Linked DNA regions of Homo sapiens: all the other regions are linked to region 1. A link is a contact called in ENCODE Hi-C or POLR2A ChIA-PET data. All regions are on one chromosome and are shown on one strand. Each heading gives the region's core, a stretch centred on a gene start or an enhancer-like site at or near the end of the contact. The rest is flanking DNA. Distances are from core to core; before and after follow the strand shown.

Evidence for each region. A loop is a pair of places that touch in the nucleus more often than their neighbours do. ChIA-PET counts read pairs that join two places held with the same protein, here RNA polymerase II (POLR2A). Pooled maps may share reads with other maps.
Region 2: a pooled map shows a loop between it and region 1 (14-fold over the local background). The contact joins the enhancer-like site here to the promoter of SIPA1L3 in region 1. A Hi-C loop is called at or near these places in 1 of 168 maps with a recorded cell type or tissue (CD4-positive, alpha-beta memory T cell), 1 of 37 single-sample maps with no recorded cell type and 8 of 50 pooled maps.
Region 3: a map of CD8-positive, alpha-beta T cell shows a loop between it and region 1 (15-fold over the local background). The contact joins the promoter of MAP4K1 here to the promoter of SIPA1L3 in region 1. A Hi-C loop is called at or near these places in 3 of 168 maps with a recorded cell type or tissue (B cell, CD4-positive, alpha-beta T cell and CD8-positive, alpha-beta T cell), 1 of 37 single-sample maps with no recorded cell type and 13 of 50 pooled maps. POLR2A ChIA-PET finds 5 or more read pairs at or near these places in 2 of 52 experiments (HEK293 and HEK293T).
Region 4: a map of naive thymus-derived CD4-positive, alpha-beta T cell shows a loop between it and region 1 (8-fold over the local background). The contact joins the promoter of ZNF383 here to the promoter of SIPA1L3 in region 1. A Hi-C loop is called at or near these places in 2 of 168 maps with a recorded cell type or tissue (both naive thymus-derived CD4-positive, alpha-beta T cell) and 6 of 50 pooled maps. POLR2A ChIA-PET finds 5 or more read pairs at or near these places in 1 of 52 experiments (activated CD4-positive, alpha-beta T cell).
Region 5: a pooled map shows a loop between it and region 1 (4-fold over the local background). The contact joins the enhancer-like site here to the promoter of SIPA1L3 in region 1. A Hi-C loop is called at or near these places in 4 of 37 single-sample maps with no recorded cell type and 4 of 50 pooled maps.
Region 6: a pooled map shows a loop between it and region 1 (2.4-fold over the local background). The contact joins the enhancer-like site here to the promoter of SIPA1L3 in region 1. A Hi-C loop is called at or near these places in 1 of 37 single-sample maps with no recorded cell type and 6 of 50 pooled maps. POLR2A ChIA-PET finds 5 or more read pairs at or near these places in 2 of 52 experiments (WTC11 and activated CD4-positive, alpha-beta T cell).
Region 7: a map of CD8-positive, alpha-beta T cell shows a loop between it and region 1 (13-fold over the local background). The contact joins the promoter of ZNF875 here to the promoter of SIPA1L3 in region 1. A Hi-C loop is called at or near these places in 4 of 168 maps with a recorded cell type or tissue (CD4-positive, alpha-beta T cell, CD8-positive, alpha-beta T cell and gastrocnemius medialis) and 5 of 50 pooled maps.

Annotation. Positions count from the first base shown.
Region 1 is chr19:37,905,687-37,908,559 of GRCh38, forward strand. SIPA1L3 (signal induced proliferation associated 1 like 3) reads left to right here and starts at 1,522. Exons shown (of 22, transcript NM_015073.3): 1 at 1,522-1,672. It overlaps WDR87 (WD repeat domain 87), which reads right to left and starts at 908. Exons shown (of 6, transcript NM_001291088.2): 1 at 813-908. RefSeq lists a silencer at 1,634-1,873 and an enhancer at 2,174-2,233.
Region 2 is chr19:36,972,046-36,974,918 of GRCh38, forward strand. It overlaps a transcript of ZNF568 not described here. Among named protein-coding and RNA genes, the nearest start is that of ZNF568, 57 kb to the left of the region's middle. Within about 2 kb of position 1,391, at least 32 of the 41 ENCODE cell types and tissues checked have a DNase peak (open chromatin) inside an H3K27ac peak, as active enhancers do.
Region 3 is chr19:38,616,573-38,619,445 of GRCh38, forward strand. MAP4K1 (mitogen-activated protein kinase kinase kinase kinase 1) reads right to left here and starts at 1,381. Exons shown (of 31, transcript NM_001042600.3): 1 at 1,225-1,381; 2 at 996-1,053; 3 at 782-872. The coding sequence starts at 1,323. EIF3K (eukaryotic translation initiation factor 3 subunit K) reads left to right here and starts at 2,616. Exons shown (of 8, transcript NM_013234.4): 1 at 2,616-2,755. The coding sequence starts at 2,697. RefSeq lists an enhancer at 1,905-1,954.
Region 4 is chr19:37,216,591-37,219,463 of GRCh38, forward strand. ZNF383 (zinc finger protein 383) reads left to right here and starts at 1,624. Exons shown (of 6, transcript NM_001387601.1): 1 at 1,624-1,684. RefSeq lists an enhancer at 1,250-1,739.
Region 5 is chr19:38,558,132-38,561,004 of GRCh38, forward strand. All of the region lies in intron 89 of RYR1 (ryanodine receptor 1), which reads left to right. Among named protein-coding and RNA genes, the nearest start is that of MAP4K1-AS1, 37 kb to the right of the region's middle. Within about 2 kb of position 1,489, at least 3 of the 41 ENCODE cell types and tissues checked have a DNase peak (open chromatin) inside an H3K27ac peak, as active enhancers do.
Region 6 is chr19:38,505,608-38,508,480 of GRCh38, forward strand. It overlaps RYR1 (ryanodine receptor 1), which reads left to right. Exons shown (of 106, transcript NM_000540.3): 54 at 199-339; 55 at 696-770; 56 at 864-939; 57 at 1,222-1,345; 58 at 2,105-2,220. Among named protein-coding and RNA genes, the nearest start is that of RYR1, 73 kb to the left of the region's middle. RefSeq lists an enhancer at 1-782 and a silencer at 1,694-1,823. Within about 2 kb of position 1,469, at least 2 of the 41 ENCODE cell types and tissues checked have a DNase peak (open chromatin) inside an H3K27ac peak, as active enhancers do.
Region 7 is chr19:37,333,026-37,335,898 of GRCh38, forward strand. ZNF875 (zinc finger protein 875) reads left to right here and starts at 1,624. Exons shown (of 5, transcript NM_001353803.2): 1 at 1,624-1,757; 2 at 2,144-2,232. The coding sequence starts at 2,200. RefSeq lists enhancers at 631-1,573, 1,369-1,478, 1,574-2,515, 1,689-1,788.

The sequences.
Region 1 (2,873 bases), core at 272-2,771:
CTGGGACTATGGCCACATGCCACCACGCCTAGCTAGTTTTTTAGTTTTAGTAGAGATAGGGTCTTGCTATGTTACCCGGCCAGTCTCCAACTCCTGGCCTTAAGTGATCCTCCTGCCTCGGTGGCTCAAAGTGCAGGGTATATTTCTCTTAGCTAGTATTGCTCTACATTGTTGTAGTCTGGTGGTGGCCTGATATCCCTACTGGACTGAAAACTCCCTGAAGGTAGGAGTCCAGTCTGTCTGGATTTCTCTTGTGTCTCCATAATCACCCAACCTGACATGGAATAGGTGGTTAATCCATTTTTGTTGAATGAGTGGAAAAATGTGCTCTCCCAGGAAGAAACATATGCTTCCCAGCTTCAAGTGTTAGTGAACATCTTCCTAGAAGGCAGGCTGAGGCGGAAAGGGTATTGACTCCGGCTTCTCCACCAGAGGACCTTGCAATTCCAGTCAATTCCCTCGGTAACTCTTATGGAGGAGTGGCAATATACCTTAAAAAAGGAGTGTGTGTTGCGGGGTATTCCGCTGCTTGGTTATGTCACCAGGTGGATTAAATTTGGACAAAATTTCCCAAGGTGTAGGTACTCTACAAACACTAGTTACCCTCAGGAATGTGCGATCAACAAAAGAATGCAAGATAACAAGGCCCCTAGGCAGCCCCTGGGTCTTGTGGCTCCCGTCGAAGGCAGAGCTCTGGAGCCGCCTACGCCGGGGACAGGCGACTACACCTGGGGCCCCTCACCCTCGGGCCTCCTGCACGTGGCAGGGAAGGCAGGGCGTCTCTATCTCAAAGCATTGGCTGCGCCTGTTACCTGCGACAGGATTCCCGACAAGGGACGGGTACGGCGTGTGCACTCAGGAGCTCCTAGAGCTAGGGGCAGCAACTAAGAAGCTACCTGGCGGATGTTGCGAGAGGACTCCGCCCACAGAACGGTTGGCCCCCAACCCCGCAGCCGGCGGACTTCCCGAGGCCAGGGGTCTGAACGCGCGTGCGCATGGGCGCGCGCCCGGCGCGAGAACGCGCGCGCGCTCTCGAAAGAAAAAAAAAAAAAATCCTCTCCGCGGGGTCCCGCGGCAATTTAGGCCGGGGTCTGCCGACGACCGCGCGTGCGCGGGCGTGCATCTACGCCCTCCTCCACCGCCCCCTCCGCTGGGGGTCTAGCGCACTGCTCCGCTTCCCCCGTTTCCCCCGGGCTAGCGTCCTAGGGGTAAGTGACTCGAGCCTGGCAGAGAGTGAGGGAGAGGTTCCGCCGAATGAAGGGAGGAGGTAGACGGGGCCAGGAGAAAGGAGAAACCGCCCCGGCGGGGCGAAGAGCGCGGCTCTCGAGCTGTAGTCTGCAGGAGACACACCTCCCTCCCTCACGCCCCTCGGGGCTGCGGAAGTGCTCTACAGACTGGAGCTGCACGAAGGCGACCAGCGGACTACCGTTCCTAGGAGGCAGCGCGGCGGTGCGCCTACGGCTCCCGGCAGCCCCCGCGCGCCATTCTCTTTTTGAGTTCGCGGCCGGCTAGGGCGAAACTACAGTTCCCAGGAGGACTCGCGCGAAGCGGCTTGGAAGTGGGCAGCCTGGAAGTCACTCGGGCCACCGGAGCTGGCGGCGTCTCCAGCGAGCGGCGCGGAGCTGGACGCCGCGATCGTGGGGCCCGCGAGGCGGGCAGCCGGGGCGTCCAGGTACGTGGCTCCGGGTGCAGGATCGGCCTCGCGCAAGGGTGGCGGGGAATCGGTGGCTGCCCGGACCCCGAGGGTCAGCGCGGGCGGACGGCCGGGTGTGGGTACTGGCCGTGGGGGGCGGCGGCGCCGGGACTCGCGCCCTCCGGACCCAGCCGGACTCGTGCCCGCATGGCTCAACTTTCCAGGCGTGCACCCCGGCGCTGTGGTGAAGAGCTTGGAGGCGGGGAGCGGTGGATTCGCGTCCCGGCTGTGCCACTCGGGAGCCGCGATCTGGGAAAACCGCGCCGAACCTCAATTTCCCCTGCAGTAAAACGGAGTAGGAGAGCATCTTGGCGGAGACTCTGTTGAGATAATATAATAAAACATTTGGCACATAGGAGGCACTTACTACGTATTTGGGTTATTGTTAGCTCTCCGAAAAATGAGGTGAAGATGTTATCGATTGCATAGGGTGAGGATTAGTTGAGCGTGTGCATGTAAAGAGGTGAGTCCTTAGTTAGCACCCAATGCAGGCTAGCTGCTGTTAACCGAGATTATTTTGTTAAGAGCGTTGGTTTGGAAGGCAGAGAGACCCCAGGTTCAAATTTGAACATTTACCAGCTGTGTGACTTTGGGCAACTGGCTTCACCTCTCTGTGCCTTGGTTTCCCTATCTATAAAATGGGGATTTAAATAGCAACCACTTCGTCGAGTTGTTTTCAGGATGCAGTGAGAATACCATGTGTAAAGTGCTTAGCACAGCAGCTGGCATATAACGCTCAGTAAATGGTACCATTTATTCAGCGTTTTCCTAGTGGCCCAGAGACCCTCTGAGGGTGGGGCTCTGGCCGTAGTATTGGTCACCCCCGAGGGCCAGATTCAGAACTGGTCCAGTTGACTTCCCTTCCTACTACCTCAGGTTCCTCATTTACAAAATGGGATAATAACAAGATCACTCTCAAAGGGTTGTAAGGATTTGCTGAGATTGTATTTCTAGTCCAGCGCCATCTCTCACTAAGTAGCAGCTCTTATGTATTATAATTGTTCTTCAATATTCTCCATCTGGCCCAGAGACTGCCTGACTGTGGGCTGTGACATGACAGCCCTGAGCTCCCCCACACATTTGCTCCCATCCTCAGTGTCCCATCTGTGGAATGGTAGTCATAGGACTTTTGTGCCAGGATTGTTTGGATGGTTCCAGGAGATAATTCATGTTTAGTGCT
Region 2 (2,873 bases), core at 141-2,640, 930 kb before region 1:
GATGGTCTTGATCTCTTGACCTCGTGATCCGCCCGCCTTGGCCTCCCAAAGTGCTGGGATTACAGGTGTGAGCCACCGTGCCCAGCCTATAACATTTTTAAATACAGTATTTATTTTAAAAAATTGGTTTATTTTAGTAGCACTTTTAGTAACACAAAAGTGCTTTTATTTTAGTAGCACTTTTAGTAACACAAAAGTGCTACTAAAATTGGTTTATTTTAGTGGCACTTTTCCAGGTCCTAAAGTATTTCTCGAACATACTTCTGTCATTAAATATCCTTCTGCAACTTAATCCTCAAATAATGACGTTGCAGCCCACTATATTGGTTTTCCGTTATTTCCGCTGCAGACCCAACTATCCCTCATCCTTCTCCAGTCCCTTCGGCATCCTGAGCCTGTGACTGCGCCCCTTCAGTCTCTCCTAGGCCACATCCCCAAACCTCTAGGACAGGTCGTTTCCCAGACACCCTCCAGGCCAGCCTGTGGCCCGGCCCGAGCAGAAATTAGTGACTTAAATGTTGAGATGCCAGAAGACCTGGACTGGGGCATGAATTCCCAGCCCAAACTTAGCCACCCGGCTTTATCGGGATTGTGGCCCAGGTCAGTGAAGCCCCAGGTCCGGGCCGACTCCTAATTCGTGGCGTGGCCGGGAGTCGCCCTCTCCTGATCCACCCCAGAGCGCGGCTCCCTGTGGAGGGTACCCTGGGTGGTCCGCTCCCTGGCTTTTTACAGCACTTGTGAGAGGCCTTTGGGCACACACACAAACCCCACTCCCTGACCCTCCGTTTGGGGCGAGGGCGGCTGCAGCCGGGTTAACTTCGCGGACTCTGGAAGCCCTGGCGGCGGGCCCGGCCGCCCCTTCCCGGGTTTGCGGCTACATTTTTCTGAAGCCTCCACGGCCCCACAGCCTTTTTCTAGCCGTCAGCGGCCAACTATTGCTGCCTGGGCCTGTGTGTTTGCCCAGTTCCTGGGAGGGTGCTCGGGTGCAGCTGGGCAGTCTGGCCTCGGCTTCACTGGAGGCGGGGAACTGGACATGACTGTGAGCGCCAGTGACCGTGGTGCGGTCCAGGCCCCGGGTGGCGCACCCACCTCTGGACTACATTTCCCAGGGGGCCCCGCGGCCAACCTTTTCCGGCCGAAGAAGGCTAGTCACCTTTCCTTGGCGGGTGTTGGAAAGCAAAGGGCTGGAACGTCCCGGGCTGCGGAGCTCGCTGGGTTGGGATGGACTCGTTCAGACCTGAGTGCTAGGACGCCGAAGGGGGCGGTGAGGCGTCCCGGCGAGGAGCTGGGGTCGTCTGGAGTTTAAAAGACAGGTGGCTCTCGGAGATGTGCGGGCTGCATGCCCACGCTTCACCGCTAGGGGAGGTCAGGGCTGTGCGATGGGGAAGGAAGAGAGTGTCGGGGCGGTGCAGTCGGGATGGGAGAAGGGTGTCAGGGCCACTGGCCCCCAGCTCGGCAGAGGGCAGTGTCGGGCCGCGCGCAGGCAGGGAGTGGGTGTGGTGTGAGGCTGGCGCTGGAGCGGTCTGGGAATGTTAGGAGGTCTAGGGTATCGCGGCCCTGCGTCCTCTTGTCTGGACTAAAAGTCCGGGCAGTTCTCCCCGGACCTGGATTGTGGGCCCAGCGACAGGTGCTTGGCGATCTGTGCCCGCTGTGCCTGCGGGGCTGTGGTGGGAGTCCTGTCTGCACGGTATTCTGTGTGGCTGTGCATGTAAGTGTGAGCGTGTGCCGGGTCATCGACCCCATCTTTGGGAGGCCTGGGAGGGGGCGGGACACCCTCGCTGTACATTCTGGGGATACGCTGGGCGGGGTCTGCCCTGTGGATGGGTCCTGGCCGTCTACGCAAACCCCAACTGAGACTAGTCAGTAGGTAGTGAATCTCTGTGAATGGCCTTCCCTCCATCGGGTCTATCTCTGGTGTGTGTTGAGGGTGGAAATGGTTCTAGAGTTTGGGGCTGGGAAGTCCCTGCTATATCCACTTCTCTGTTCTTTCACCCAGTAGCCACCAGGGATCTAGACCCATAAAGGTGCCCCCAGCCTAAAGGACAGCAGTTTGAGACCCTGACAGGTGGGTCCATTTAAGCTGTGTCTTGGCGCCACAGACTTTTGGGCTCAGTGTAAGACGCTAGGCCTGAAAGTTTCCCAAGTTAGGCTGTTATGGAGGAAGAGGGCTACGGTCTGGGGGGCTCTCCCAGGACTTCTCTCTGGGCTCCTAAGGTCACCTGCATTTCTTTGTGAGGATGACAGAGAGCGGTGGCGTTGCAGCTTCTTTGGTCTCCCTTTCAGTGCCTGGGGTGGGGCAGGAGTTTGGCCTCCCAAGGGGTTCAGGGAGGGATTCAGGATGGCTTCTTAACGTTTTTCCACATCTTTCTTTAAGAACCCAGAAGAGGAGAGAACTGCTGTGCGTCTGAAGTGATGGCGGAGGTAAGTTGCATTTGACATTTTCTTGGAAAGGACTTACTGGTTTTCAGGACAGTGTCCTATTTCAGAAATTTATCTAAAATATTTACATTCATGATTTGGACAAAGGGGAAGAGGGGAGGAAACTGCATTTATGTAGCATTTTCCTAAAGCAGCCTAGGGCTGTCTATTTTGCAAACATTGTCTCATCTGATCTAGAATTTCCACTTCCCTGGATTTTATTCATGCTCACAACAGTGTTGACAGAGAACATGCCTCAGTGATTTGGCAGGGAAATTGAACAACAGAATTAGCTTTTTCAGTCTCACTGATTTCTGCATTGTCCCCTCCATGATCATATGCAATAGCCTTTTTGCTTACCAATTTTTTTTTTTTTTTTTTGAGACAGAGTCTCGTTCTGTTGCCCAGGCTGGAGTGCAGTGGTGTGATCTCAGCTCACTGCAACCTCCGCCTCC
Region 3 (2,873 bases), core at 131-2,630, 710 kb after region 1:
GGAGGGGACAGAGGGGCCCAGGGCACCTGTTCTGGGGAGCAGAGGTCATTATTGGGGCATCTGGAATATTAATTTGGGGATCAGGGAATTTAGGAGTTTATATTAAAGGAGCAGAGAGTGAAACTGGGTGAGCCAAAGAGCAGAATGGTGAGAGCTTCGTTTCAAGGGAGTTGATTTCAAATTCAGTTACTATGAAGAGATCAATTTGGGGTACTCTTGGTCAGAAATGGGAATTTTAGATTGGAGATTAGATTAGAGGCTGCTCTGGTCAGAAAAGTGGGACTTAGGAGTGAGGATCATGGTAGGGTTAGCCCAGTCAAAAATGGGGGTCCAGGATGGGAGGTCGGGTTATGGTGAGAAATGGAAGTTCAAGGTTAGAACTGAGGGTGCCAAGACCAGGCGCGGTGGATCACACCTGTAATCCCAGCACTTTCGGAGGCCGAGGCGAGTGGATCACAAGGTCAGGAGTTCAAGACCAGCCTGGCCAAGATGGTGAAACCCCATCTCTACTAAAAATACAAAAATTTGCCGGGCAGGGTGGTGAGCGCCTGTAATCCCAGCTACTCGGGAGTCTGAGGCAGAGAATTGCTTGAACCCAGGAGGCAGAGGTTGCAGTGAGCTGAGATCATGCCACTGCACTCCAGCCTGGCAACAGAACAAGACTCCATCTCAAAAAAGAAAAAGAAAAGAAAAAAAAAGAACTGAGGGTACCCCCATCAAGAAATGGGGACTCCGGGTTAGGGGCTGGGCTGGGTGCCAGGGTGGGTCTGAGGTTCATCACCAGAGATAACTCCCATGGTAGGCCACGATGTTGGCGTGCCGGCAAGTTTTCAATATGAGGATTTCCTTCTGAAGGGTGGAGACATCATCATCTGTGAGGAGGGCGGGAGAGAAAAGGCAGCTCGCATGGGGAGAGAGCTACAGGGGAGGTGATCCCAGTGTCCCAGGAGGCGAAGGTGGGGATGTGGGGAAGGAGCTCCATGTTCCCTCCTCACCAGGCTCCATCTTCACCATCTTCAGTGCCACCAGGTCCCCTGACACCTTGTCTCGAGCCTTGCAAAGGGGAAGTTGGCAGTCAGGCAGGCTCCATTTGCCAGAGTCCCTCCACAGCATCCCTGAGTCAAGGTCAAGAACTGGGACCCCCTCTTGCAGCCTCCTCCCTGCCGAGGGCTTGCCTTAAAGGTCACTGGTTGTAGGGTGTTGGGGACAGAGGGGCTTCCTCACCTTAAAGACTTCCCCATACGTGCCGCCACCCAGCCGCTGTAGCAGGTCATAGTGGTCCCGGGGGTCTCTATTGAAAATGTCAGGGTCCACGACGTCCATCCCTGGGGGCCTGAGCTGGGCCTGCGCCCAGGGGCCAGCAGGGCCTCAGGGCTCAACTTCTGGCACCTCCCTCCGTCCCCAGAAGCCCTGCACCCGCCTTGCCTCCGCGGGCTGTGGCCTCCCCCCTCCTCACTCTCGCTTCCTGCCCCAGCTGCACTGCACGACTGTGCAACGGGCTCCACCCCCCCGTCCCCTGGGCTCTGAGAGCCTCTGAGGGGCAGCTTGTCTTGGGACCCAAGGGACCACCCTCAACCTCCAAGGCCCAGGGCTGGATGTAAATGTGATGCAAATGATCTTAATCGTAACTGGGTTGGAGGGGGGTGCCTTAGAACCCCCGCCCCCGTCTCCTAGGTAGTGTCTAAACCTCTGCTGGGTGCTTGAAGGTTTGGCCACAACCCGAAGGCGGCAGGTCTGCAAAGGGATGGCTATGCAGTGTACATGCCTGTTCACCTGTCACATACATGCACTTGGGTTACCTCCTCTGCACTGCGCAGGCGTGTAGACGTGCATCTGCCTGGATACCTGTGTGCACAGTACACACGTGGATGTACCCAGGACATATACCTCCACATGCATGGCACATAACTGCATTTTGTAGGCCTGCAGTGTACAAAACCTATACATAATATATAATTCATGGCAGTACAAATGGGACGCTCGCCCTCAGCTCCAAGACCGGAACCTAATGGAGACGGGGCGCGATCCGGCGAAGTCCAGGAGCCCTCACCCCAGCCCCTGCCCGGCAGAGCACAGTAGCTTTGTGGGACCCTCCTCCTGGAGCTGGGGACCAAGGGCTGAGACTTGAAACTGGAGAGCTCAGGATCCTGCACCAGGCGCCCAGGCCTGTGGCAAGAGGGACCTCAGAACACCTCCCTCGGAACTTGGCCATGGCCTAAACGTAAGGCTGCTGCGTGCATTCCCGCAGAGCTCCGTGGCCTCATGGCCGCGCGCAATACAACGCGCGCGCACGCCGCCAGAGCTCCGGGTGCTTCCCGGTGAGTTCGCGCGCGCACGCTCCCGCGCTACCGGCACTGGAACTGGGTCTGTGAGGCCCGGGAAAAGCTTAGCCCCGCCCCCTCGCCACGAGAGGCGCCTGCGCACTGGGATCCAGTAAGATTTTTCTCACGCTGTCTGTCCAGCTTGAGTGGCGCGAATGCGCACGCGCCAATTGCGCCTGCGAGGAAGAAGTCACGTGGCAGCCGGAAAGCGTGGCGGCTGCTGCTAGAGCCTTTCCCTTTACCGCACCCAAGGAGCTGGAGCGACAACAACGACGTCGTTTCCGTTTCCACCACCTCTTCCTGTTCCCGTCCTTGAGGACGCCGTGCCGGGTCAGTGTTAGCCTCCAGCCCTGGTTGTGGAAGGCGACAGAAGTCATGGCGATGTTTGAGCAGATGAGAGCCAACGTGGGCAAGTTGCTCAAGGGTATCGACAGGTCTGAGCCCGGTTGGAGGAAGCGCTCTGGCCAAGCGGGGCGGAGGAGAGGGTTTTCCGGAGACAGCAAGGGGTGTTCAGGGTCCTGGGCTTGCCGCGGGGTGGGGTTTCTCTATCCT
Region 4 (2,873 bases), core at 374-2,873, 690 kb before region 1:
ATGTCACAAAAGAAGATAAAAGAATGGCAAATAAGTATATGAAAGTATGCTAAGTTCATTGACATCAGGAAATGCAAATTAAAAACATAATTTGATACTACTGCTCATTCCTTAGAATAGTCAATAGATGCCTGATGTGGGGTTTGGGAGGTGGGGATTGACTTAACAATGTGGGGGGCAGAGGGCGGTGAATAAAAATATTCTATATCCGCCGGGCGCGGTGGCTCACGCTTGTAATCTCAGCACTTTGGGAGGCCGAGGCGAGCGGATCACGAAGTCAGAAGTTCGAGGTCGGGAGTTCGAGACCAGCCTGTGAGCTCGAACCCTGTCTCTACTAAAAATACAAAAATTAGCCAGGCATGGTGGCGGGCACCTGTAATACCAGCTACTCGGAAGGCTGAGGCAGGAGAATCGCTTGAACCCGGGAGGCGGAACTTGCAGTGAGCCGAGATCTCGCCACTGCAGTCCAGCCTGGGTGACAGCTAGACTCCAACTCAAAAAAAAAAAAAAAAAAATTCTATATCCAGTAACACTAAGGATAAATGCTTGAGGGGATAGACACCCTATTTTACATGATATGATTCTTACGCATTGCATGCCTGTATCAAAACATCTCATGTACCCCATATACAACTACTATGTACCCACAAAAATTTAACTAAAATGCTTAAAAATTTTTTAATTTTAAAAAATATTCTATATCCTGATTACGATGGTGGTGACAAGGGTTTAGACATGCGTTGAAGCTTACCGAACAGTTCACTTAAAATGAGTGCATTTTATTGTATCTAAATTATTCTTCAGTAAAGTTGATTTTTAAAAAACATGCACACAAATATAATTTACAAACTATAACATTAGCTCGTTTATGGTGTACCATTCAGTCACTTTTAGTGTATTCAGAGTTGTGCAAACATCATTATCTAATTCAAGAAGCTTTGCATTACCCCAAAAATGAACCCTTTAGCTATTACCAATCACTCACAGTTCCCCCTAATCCTGCTAGTCCTAAAAAACTCTAACTTACTCCTTTTCCGTAGATTTGACTATTTTAAATATTTCCTATAAATGCAGTCATACAGTATGTGGCTTATCCACGGATGAAGGCAAAAATGACGATTTAGTCAGTCTAGCATTCTCAGAGAGCGTTATAACGCCTAGTACAGTCCGGGGTCCTGGGTGCGTTCTGCACTGAGTCGGCTTGGGGCAGGAAGTCATTTAAGCGACCTCCTTCCACTTGCCCCAGCGCCTCACCCCTTCCTGCTCTAGACTACAGTTCCCAAAAATCCTTGCGGCTCTAGTCAACATCTGGCCCGAAGCTGGCGACCTTTTCCTGTTTCTCAGGGAACTCCCTGGGGTTGGCCGGTACCATGGAGGAAGATTGTCTTCAGCGTGCAGGGCCAGCGTCCTACGGCAGTTTCACTCTGAGCCTGTGTCTGGATCACGGAGACGCGGGGTAGCGGTTCGGAGTGCGGAGCAGGGATGTCCCCGAGCTGTGCAGCTGCAAGAACCCGAAAAAACAGGCGCCATCTTCTCGGCGCGGTCCTACTCCGGACTGTATTTCCCAGAGGCCCCCGCGAGTCCAGGGCAGCCCCTTCATTTGCCTGCTGGACCCTCCGCCTCAAGGGTAGGGGAAGTGCGCGGTGAGCGGCCTGGGTCTTGCAGGCTCGGCTGGGGCCCGCAGGTACGTGCATGGGAGTTTGAAGGGACTGACCAGGCTGGTCTGGAGTGTTGGGCATGTATGAGTGTGTCGGGCATGTATGAGTTGGTCGGGCTGATAGAGGGGGTGGTGGGGAGGCGGGCGCGAGGCGTGGGCTTCCGTGTGTGAGTGTGACCTTATGTGACTGTGCCTCTCTGTGTGCGCGGGTGTGATTGTATATCCTCGTTGTAGTTGTGTAATTGTAACAATGTAAGGCTGTATGTGTAGGTATGACTGTGTCCCGTGTTGGGACTGTGATTGTGTGTGGCTGTGTAACTTTGCGTGACATTTGTGGAGGGTGTTTGTGTGGAGAGAATCTGATGAGGCTGTGACTGTGTGTTAGTCTGAGGGGTGTGTGTAATTGTGTTTGTATGACTGTTAGCAGCACTTAAGTGTACTGGATGCCTTACTGAGTAAATCTACTACCCAGAAATAACCCAGTAACGTGAGAATGTGAGAGTGTGACCATGTAACTTTATGTAGCACTGTGTCTGCGGTTGGAAAGTGCGTGTAATCGTGCCGGGGTGATATGTGTGTCCTAGTGGTCATTGTGTTATTTTGAATGTGTGATTGTGTGTAGTGCTCAATAGGGGTCCTGGGGAGGGGGGAACTGTAACTTTGTGTGGCTCAGTAGTGCGTGTGGTATTGTGACTATCTGTAGCACTCTGGTTCTGAATGGTGCTATGTTTGAGGGGTCTGTAAATATGCTAGTGTAACTTATCCTCAAGGTAGATGTGGGACAATGATTGTGTGACCATATATAGTGTTATTGTTTGGGTGAGGCGTGCCTGTGGAGGTCTATGTGGGTCCCCATGGTGGCTGGGTGACTGCAGCATTGGGTAGGGGGTGCTTGTGACTGTCTTTGTGACTCCAGCTCTCCCTGTGAGGTCAGGACAGATTCTCGAGAGGAGAGACCTCACCCCTCTGATACCAAGAATGCTCATGACAGCCTACACTTCTCTGTTTTTGTTTTGTTTTGTTTTAAGGCGGAGTTTCGCTGTTGTTGCCCAGGCTGGAGTGCAATGGCGCAATCTCGGCTCACCGCAACCTCCGCCTCCCCGGTTCAAGCAATTCTCCTGCCTCAGCCTTCCTAGTAGCTGGGATTACAGGCGTGTGTCACCACGCCCTGCTAATTTTGTATTTTCAGTAGAGACGGGGTTTCTCCGTGTTGGTC
Region 5 (2,873 bases), core at 239-2,738, 650 kb after region 1:
GACCTTGTCTCTACAAAAAAACTGTTTAAAAAATTAGCTGGGTATGGTGGTGCATGCCTGTGGTCCCAACTTGGAAGGCTAAGACGGGAGGATCACTTGAGCCCAGGAGGTCGAGGCTATGGCAAGCCATGATCACTCCATTACACTCCAGCCTAGGTAGTAGAGACAGACTTTGTCTCAAAAAATTAATAATAAAGTAAAACAACTAAAAGACTATAAGTAGACTGTAACACAAAGAAAGGATAAATGCCAGAGGGAATGGATAACGCATTAACCCTGATGTGAGTACGTATTGCATGCCTATATCAAAATAGTTCATCTACCCCATAAATAAATACAACTACTATGTACCCACAAAAATGAAAAATAAAAAGGCCTGGCTCATGCCTGTAATCCTAACACTTTGGGAGGCCAAGGCGGGCAGATCACTTGAGATCAGGAGTTCAAGACCAGCCTGGCCAACATGGCGAAACCCCATCTCTACTAAAAATACAAAAATTAGCTTGGCGTGGTAGCACATGCCTGTAATCTCAGCTACTCAGAAGACTGAGGCAGGAGAATCGCTTGAACCCTGGAGGCAGAGGTTTCAGTGAGCCAAGATCACGCCACTGCACTCCAGCCTGGGTGACAGAGCAAGACTCTGTCTCAAAAAATAAAAATAATTTTTTAAAAAAATAGTCCAGGTGTGGTGGCTCACACCTGTAATCCTAGCACTTTGGGAGGCCCAGGCAGGCAGATCACCTGAGGTCAGGAGTTCAAGGCCAGCCTGGCCAACATGGCGAAACCCTGTCTCTACTAAAAATACAGAATTAGCCAGTGTGGTGGCACACGCCTGTAGTCCCAGCTACTCAGGAGGCTGAGACAGGAGAATCACTTGAACCCAGGAGGCGGAGGCTGCAGTGAGCCAAGATCGTGCCACTGCACTCTAGCCTGGGCAAGACAGAGCAAGACTCCGTCTCAATAAGTAAGTAAGTAAATAAATAAATAAAGGGATGGGCAATGAATGATGACACAGAGAGATCAGCAAATCACAAGAGCAAAGTCTAGGAGTGAATGGAGGTGATAGTGTCCCAGGCGCCTGTGGAGAGGTGGGCTTCTTTTTTTTTTTTTTTTTTTTTTTGAGACAGGGTCTCGCTCTTATTGCCCAGGCTAGGTGCAATGGCACAATCTTGGCTCACTGCAACATCCGCCTCCCAGGTTCAAGCCATTCTCCTGCTTCAGCCTCTCAAGTAGCTGGGATTACAGGCACGCACCATCATGCCTAACTAATTTTTGTATTTTTAGTAGAGACGGGGTTTCACCATGTTGTCCAGGCTGGTCTCGAACTCCTGACCTCAGGTGATCCACCCGCCTCGGCCTCCCAAAGTCCTGGGATTACAGGCATGAGCCACCACACCTGGCCAGAGGTGGATTTTTGAGACAGACAGTGTCACACTGCTCATGATAGAGGGGTAGGCAAGCAGACGAGGTGAGGGCAGAAGGTGAGGGGTTCCGGTGTGATTATGTCTCCATGCTCTGTGGTTTCTAGAGCCCTTCATGATTTGCAAAGCATGTTACTCATTTAGAAAGCATTTTGCAAAGTTCTGGGGTTTTTACAAAGCACTTTTGAGAGCCAGAAAATTTTGCTTCTGTTCATACCCCAGAGCAACATTTCTCACACTGCATGTTGCTACCCGTCTGGAGGTAATGAAATTAATTTAGCAATGCGTAACTCGTGACCAGCATCTTTAGAAATAAAATAGAACACTGCAGAGTGTGCTACACAGCAAAGGTCAGAATTATGTCATGAAACCTTTTTTTTTTTTTTTGAGTCACATTGTAAAATGTATTCTTATGGTTGAGTGAGTGCGGTCAAGAACATTTTATGCTGCTCTAGAGAACCTCTTGCAAAAATGCATGGGCAATCAGCACAAGAATGTTCAAGAAAAGTGTTGTCTGAAAGAAATCTGTGGGTGAACTTGGTGATTTATGCTTGTAATCCCAACACTTTGGGAGGCGGAGGAGGGCAAATCACCTGAGTTCAGGAGTTTGGGACAAGCCTGGGCAACATGGCAAAACCCCGTCTACAAAAAAATACAAAAATTCACCAGGCACAGTGGCATGCACCTGTAGTCCTAGCTACTCAGGAGGCTGAAGCACGAGACTCATTTGACCCTGGGAGGTGGAGGCTGCAATGAGCTGAGATCGTGCCACTGCACCACTCCAGCCTGGGTGAAAGAGTGAGACCCTGTCTCAGAAAAAAAAAACAAAAACAAAATACAAATCTGGAAGCAACCTACATTTCCATTAGCAGGATAACAGATAAAGAGTGTTATGGCTGGGCGCGGTGGCACACACCTGTCACCCCTGCACTTTGGGAGGCCGAGGCGGGTGGATCACCTGAGGACAGGAGTTCGAGACCAGCCTGGCCAACATGATGAAACCCTATCTCACTAAAAATACAAAAAATTAGCCAGGTGTGGTGGCGGGCACCTGTAATCCCAGCTGCTCAGGAGGCTGAGGCAGGAGAATCACTTGACCCTGGGAGGTGGAGGTTGCAGTGAGCTGAGATCATGCCACTGCACTCCAGCCTGGGCGACAAGAGCGAAACTCCGTCTCAAAAAAAAAAAAAAAAAAAAAGAGAAAGAAAAAGAAAAAAAAGCAAGTTTCAGCTGAGGTGGGAGGATCCCTTGAGCCCAGGAGTTTGAGACCAGCCTTGGCAACATAGGGAGACCTTATCTCTACAAAAAAAAATTAAAATTAAAATTAGCCAGGTGTAGCGGTGTGTGCCTGTAGTCCCAGCTGCTCTGGATGCTGGGTACTTGAGCCCGGGGGTGGGGATGGGGACGAGAGGGGATGTCTTGAGGCTGGGTTGAGCTGTGATTGCGCCACTG
Region 6 (2,873 bases), core at 219-2,718, 600 kb after region 1:
TTCTCGGAGACTCAAGTGTCTAATGGGATAAGGAGATTGGGTTTGGGAGGCTCTGTTACAGAGCAGGTAAGAGACTTGAGTTGGAATCCAGACTGGACCATTGCCTAGCCACATGGTCAGGGTTTTCTCCTTTGGGGTCCTTCCTCCACCCCTCTCTCATCCCATTCCACCAACTCCCCACCCTCCTGTCCACCCCAGGACAAAGAGATTTACCGCTGGCCCATCAAGGAGTCCCTGAAGGCCATGATTGCCTGGGAATGGACGATAGAGAAGGCCAGGGAGGGTGAGGAGGAGAAGACGGAAAAGAAAAAAACGCGGAAGATATCACAAAGTGCCCAGGTGAAGGCGGGGCCTGGGTGGAGGGCAGGGGCACGATGGGGGGAGGGTCTAGAACAAGGGGCATGGCCAGACAGGGAAGGGATGGAGAGGAGAGGGGCCCAGGGAGGTAGGTGGGGCAAGAGGGGTGCAGAAACCTGAGATCTGGGAAAGGAGAGGGCAGGGGTCTGAAGAACTGCAAAGGGCAGAGGAGAGAAGGATGGGGTGGTTTAGAGACAGGGCCTTAAGGAAAGGACAAGGGGTCTTGAGCCAGGGGAGGGTGGAGGGGGTAGAATGGACTAGTGGGGCCTGGGGAGGGGCTGGCCTGGGCTTCCTGCTAGCCCATCAGCCCACCTCCCATCTTCCCCTTGTCCTCTCAGACCTATGATCCTCGAGAAGGCTACAACCCTCAGCCCCCCGACCTTAGTGCTGTTACCCTGTCCCGGGAGCTGCAGGTGAGAGCCCTGATCCTTTTGGGGGGACATAGGGTGTCTTTGGGGGGGCTGGCATCCTCTGAATCTAGCCCTTGACTCTGCATCCACTCCCAGGCCATGGCAGAACAACTGGCAGAAAATTACCACAACACGTGGGGACGGAAGAAGAAGCAGGAGCTGGAAGCCAAAGGTGAGGGCGCCCATGCCGCCCCCACGCTACCCCCGTGGATTCACCGTGTGGTTTTGCTGATTGCCTTCATGCCCCTGAAACTCGGTTTCTCCATCTGTAGATGGGAATAATAACAGCGTTTACCACCATGGGGTAATGAGATGAGCACCAGCAAGCAATGTTTCCGTTATTCGTATCTTCTTTATCACCATAATTACGCATGCCGGGCACTGCAGGAACCACTTCAGTGAGAGTGGCCCGGGTCTTCCCCAGAGCCCTGATTTCTGGTCTTTGCCTCCCCAGGCGGTGGGACCCACCCCCTGCTGGTCCCCTACGACACGCTCACGGCCAAGGAGAAGGCACGAGATCGAGAGAAGGCCCAGGAGCTACTGAAATTCCTGCAGATGAATGGCTACGCGGTTACAAGGCACGCGGGTTGGGGCTCCCGCGGAAGAGCAGCAGGCAGAACACACCCGGCAAAGGCTGGAAGGGGCGGGGCCAGAGAGGGGTGGAGCCGAGAGGAACGGGGCCTGAGGAGCAAAGATGGAACCAGAGGGGAGGAGCTAAGGGAGTGGGGCCTGGACACAGAGGCGGGGCCAGATGGGGAGGAGTTCGAAATGGGCGGGGCTTAAGCACAGGCGGGACCAGAGAGGAGAGGAGGAAGAGAAGGGCGGGGCCCAGGGAGCAGAGGCGGGGCCAGAGAGTGGAGGAGACTGAGAGGGGCGGGGACCGGTGATTGGAGGCGGGACCAAAGAGGAGAGAAGGCTGAAAAGGGTGGGGCCCGGGGAACAGAGGTAGGGCCAAAGAGGAAGAGGCTGAGAGGGGCGGGGGCTGGGGAGCACAGGCGGGGCCAGAGAGGGGTGGGGAGGTACAGAGGGGCGGGGACTGGTGAGTGGAGGCGGGACCAAAGAGGAGAGAAGGGCTGAGAAGGGCAGGGCCCGGGGAACAGAGGTGGGGCCAAAGGGGAGGAGGCTGAGAGGGGCCGGCCCTGGGGAACAGAGGTGGGGCCAGAGAGGGGAGAAGGCTAAGTGGGGTGGGGCATGGGGGACTCAGAGTGGAGCCCCAACCTGGGGTGAAGCCAAAGCTGATAGAGACGGGGCCAGCAGGAGCAGAGGCGGACCTGAGAAGGGTGGGAAACTGTAGGGCCGGCGTCTGGGCTGATCCTTCTCTCCACATCTCCATGCAGAGGCCTTAAGGACATGGAACTGGACTCGTCTTCCATTGAAAAGCGGTTTGCCTTTGGCTTCCTGCAGCAGCTGCTGCGCTGGATGGACATTTCTCAGGAGTTCATTGCCCACCTGGGTACGGAGAAATACCCCCCGCTTATGCCCGCCCCACCTGCAGACACCAGTTCTGCAGACCAGACTCACCTAGGACACCTGTTCATGCACTCAATCCGTCCTCCCCTTATCTGATGTTTATTGAGCTTCTACTATGTGCCAGACACTGTTCTAGATGCTGGGGTACAGCAGTGAAGATGACAAATGACCCCTGCTCTCCTGCAACTACTCCTATGTTGGATTCAGGCAATTAGCATCATAAATAACTAAATCGTTTAGTGTTAGAAGGTGATCAGTGTTATGGGAAGAAGAAAACAATAGAGCCAGGTAGAGGGGATTGGGAGTGTGGAGCCAGTTGTAATTTTATTTTATTTCATTTTATTTTATTTTTATTTTTTATTTTATTTATTTATTTATTTTTGAGACAGAGTTTCGATCTTGCTGCCCAGGCTGGAGTGCAGTGGCACGGTCTCGGCTCACTGCAACCTCTGCTTTCTGGTTTCAAGCGATTCTCCTGCCTCAGCCTCCTGAGTAGCTGGGACCACAGGCACGGGCGCCGCCACACCCAGCTAATTTTTTGTATTTTTTAGTAGAGACGGGGTTTCACCATGTTGGCCAGGATGGTCTCGATCTCTCGACCTCGTGATCTGCCGCCTCGGCCTCCCAAAGTGCTGG
Region 7 (2,873 bases), core at 374-2,873, 570 kb before region 1:
GTTAATTTCTGTAGAGTTTCATTCTGCCCCTTTCACTGTTTATCACTTGATCCTTATCACTTGAGAGTCCCCTTATTACTTGACCTGCTGTTACATTATGTTTGATTTATTACAAATACCCCATCAGCCTGGGTCTCTCTTTACTCCCTTTGTACACCTACATCTAAACATAGTGATTTGGATTATCTCAGGATCCCACATCCTCACTGTACCCCCACCCCCACCCCTACCATATCTTTCTTAAGTTTTCTAGTCCCTGCTTTTCATTTGTGCTTCTTAAATCCCAGCCCCATGCCTGACTGTGGTTCCCACTGAGTTCTGTGACAAGCATTCTACATTTATAGATATTAAATCTTTGGCCGGGTCATTTACCTGGGCTGGAATAGGGCTCTCGGCTGATCCTCCTTCCTAAACACCCTCTCAATGGGAGAGGCTGATACCCAACATGCAAACCTTGTTTTTTACTTCTCCAGGCAAAGGGATGTTGGAAGACATTCTGGAGGGGGTAGGGTGTGAAGATTTACAAATAATCTTTGAATATCTGCTTCATGATAGGTCTTGGAGGTGCCTTGTGGGTGTGGCTTTGGAGGGATGGTTACGAGGAAATTGTGGATATTAAGGAAGTCAGGAAAGGAAAAGATGACTCACTGACAATTCAACAATTGTCCTAAGGGACTTTCTGGCTGCTTGATGCCCTAGAAGCCAGGCCCTCACTTCTGTAAATGCTGGGGACTGTGGATACAGAATTTAAAGGGTCACCAAAAAAACTCAGTAATCAAGATAAACAATATTTTAATGTAATATCTTTAAAAATAAAATCAATGCAAAAAGAAAACACCCCTGTTGAACAAAACGGTCAGACTTATGCCTCCTTTCCAACACCGCCCCACCTCCACCCCACCCTCCGGAAGTTTCCTCCAAGCCGCACCTGTACCCCAGCCTCCAATAAAAACCTCGGGAATTTCCTGATCAAGCTTCGGATCCCCACCACCACCAGGGGATCTTTTGCTGTTCACCCCAAGTTCAGTCTGCATCCCCTAAAATCCTAGGGACACGCGACCAGTCTCCCCCATCTGCATTCCGGGAGTTTGCCCCAAACCAATCCTGCTCTCCGCGAAAATAGCCTTGGGGTTCCCTGTCCTGGTACACCCTCCTACTCTAGGGGACAAAGGGCCGGTGTCGCCTCCAAACTGGTGGTTCCCGCAGAGCATCGTCTCTCCCTGAGCCGCGTCTGTCCCGACCTGGCACCTGCTCAGGGAAGGGCGCATCAGGGCGGAGACTTGCGTAGTGAGCTCAGCTCACCCGCACCTTGAAGGTCAGCGCACACTGGCCACCCGCAGAGCACCGGGACCACATTTTGCAGAATCCTTCGGCAGTCCCGCGATGCCTTCGCGGTCAGCAGATCTCATTGGTTTACAGAGAAACTTGTCAACGTCACTTGGGCATCTTAAGAGTGGGTTCGTAAACTTGGTTGTGTGCGCTGTGCAGATGTCAGTCACCCTGTGTGGTGGGCAAAGCCGACTTCTCCGCCTCTGTAGCTCCGAAACTACAATCCCCAGAGGCCTCTGCGGTCACTTCCGCTCCCCTCCCTACCCTTCAGTGTGTAGCGTTGACGTCAGAAACACTTCCGGTCGGTGGCCCAGGCGCGTTAAGCTGGTTGGGACCCGGGAAGGCCTCCCTCTTAAGGTCTTTCCCACACCTCTGCACCTTGTTACCTGACTTTCGGCTTCAGGATCCGCAGCGTGCACCCGCGTTCCGTGAGTGCCCTATAGGCAGTCAGCATGCCCCTCTGCGTGTCCCTGTGTTACGGGGACGCCGGCTGGGAGCCGCAGAGCTATCTCAGAACTAGGGCGCTCTCCTTTGGGCACCTCCAGGCCATTTTCCTTTCATTCGAGCCCACAGGGTTAGAGATAAACCCTCACTCCGTTGCTTGGGGACAAGGGCTTCACTCCCTGTCCCGAGCTTGCGGCTGAGCTTGAGGGTGGCTGGGTCATCCTGGCCCCCCACTGGATGGGAATTGGCTGCTCTGGTGATTTCTGTGACATCCCAGACCCCAACTGTGGGGCTCTGGAGCGGACTGCGCTTCACTTCGTGGGGAGGGTGTTTCCACCTAGGCCACTCTTATTTCTCTTCACATCCCCAGATCTGTCTTCTGAGACTTTGCCCTTCTCCAGGAAGAGCACTCAGGAGACCAGGAAAATGGCCACAGGGCTCCTGAGAGCCAAAAAAGAGGTGAGAATTAACTGTAATTCTATCTTGGCTGTCAACAGAATGGGTCCCATTACCTTTTCTTGTCCTGGAGGCTGCCTTGTTGGTATTGGGCAAAGTCATTCCTAGCCCTAGTCATTCCTAGTCCATAGAACAAGGAGGATTTTGATATAGTCTTGTAGAGCGTCCGATTCTGTCGCTGTTCAGGGCGCCACTTGTAACCTGCACGGACCTGGTGGACTGAACAAAAGGAATAAAAGACAAGAAACAAAAAAGTATATTTGGAAGAAGGGGTCGGGGGCACTTTGTCTCTAGTGGACAAGGGCCCTGAGCTTTACACAACCCTCCCGTATTTATTGGTAAAACAGATAACAAGTTAGGGGGTGGTGATTGTCAGGTAATTGTCAGTTGGCCGTTTGGTTCGCAATTGCAAGACTGCATCCTTCCAACAATAGGCGCTAGATTTCCTGGTAGATCACTTCAAGGAGCCAGGCGCCAGGCAGTGATGGCTCTCAGCACATCTTTTGGTGGCAGTGTGCGTTTGCTCACATCCTGCATTCATGATAAACAGTTTACCGTTTAATCATATAACCTCCAGTGGAATGCTGAGTTGGTCACAATCCCTTTGGTCTTTTCGGCTCCAAACATAGTCTGACCTGAATTTT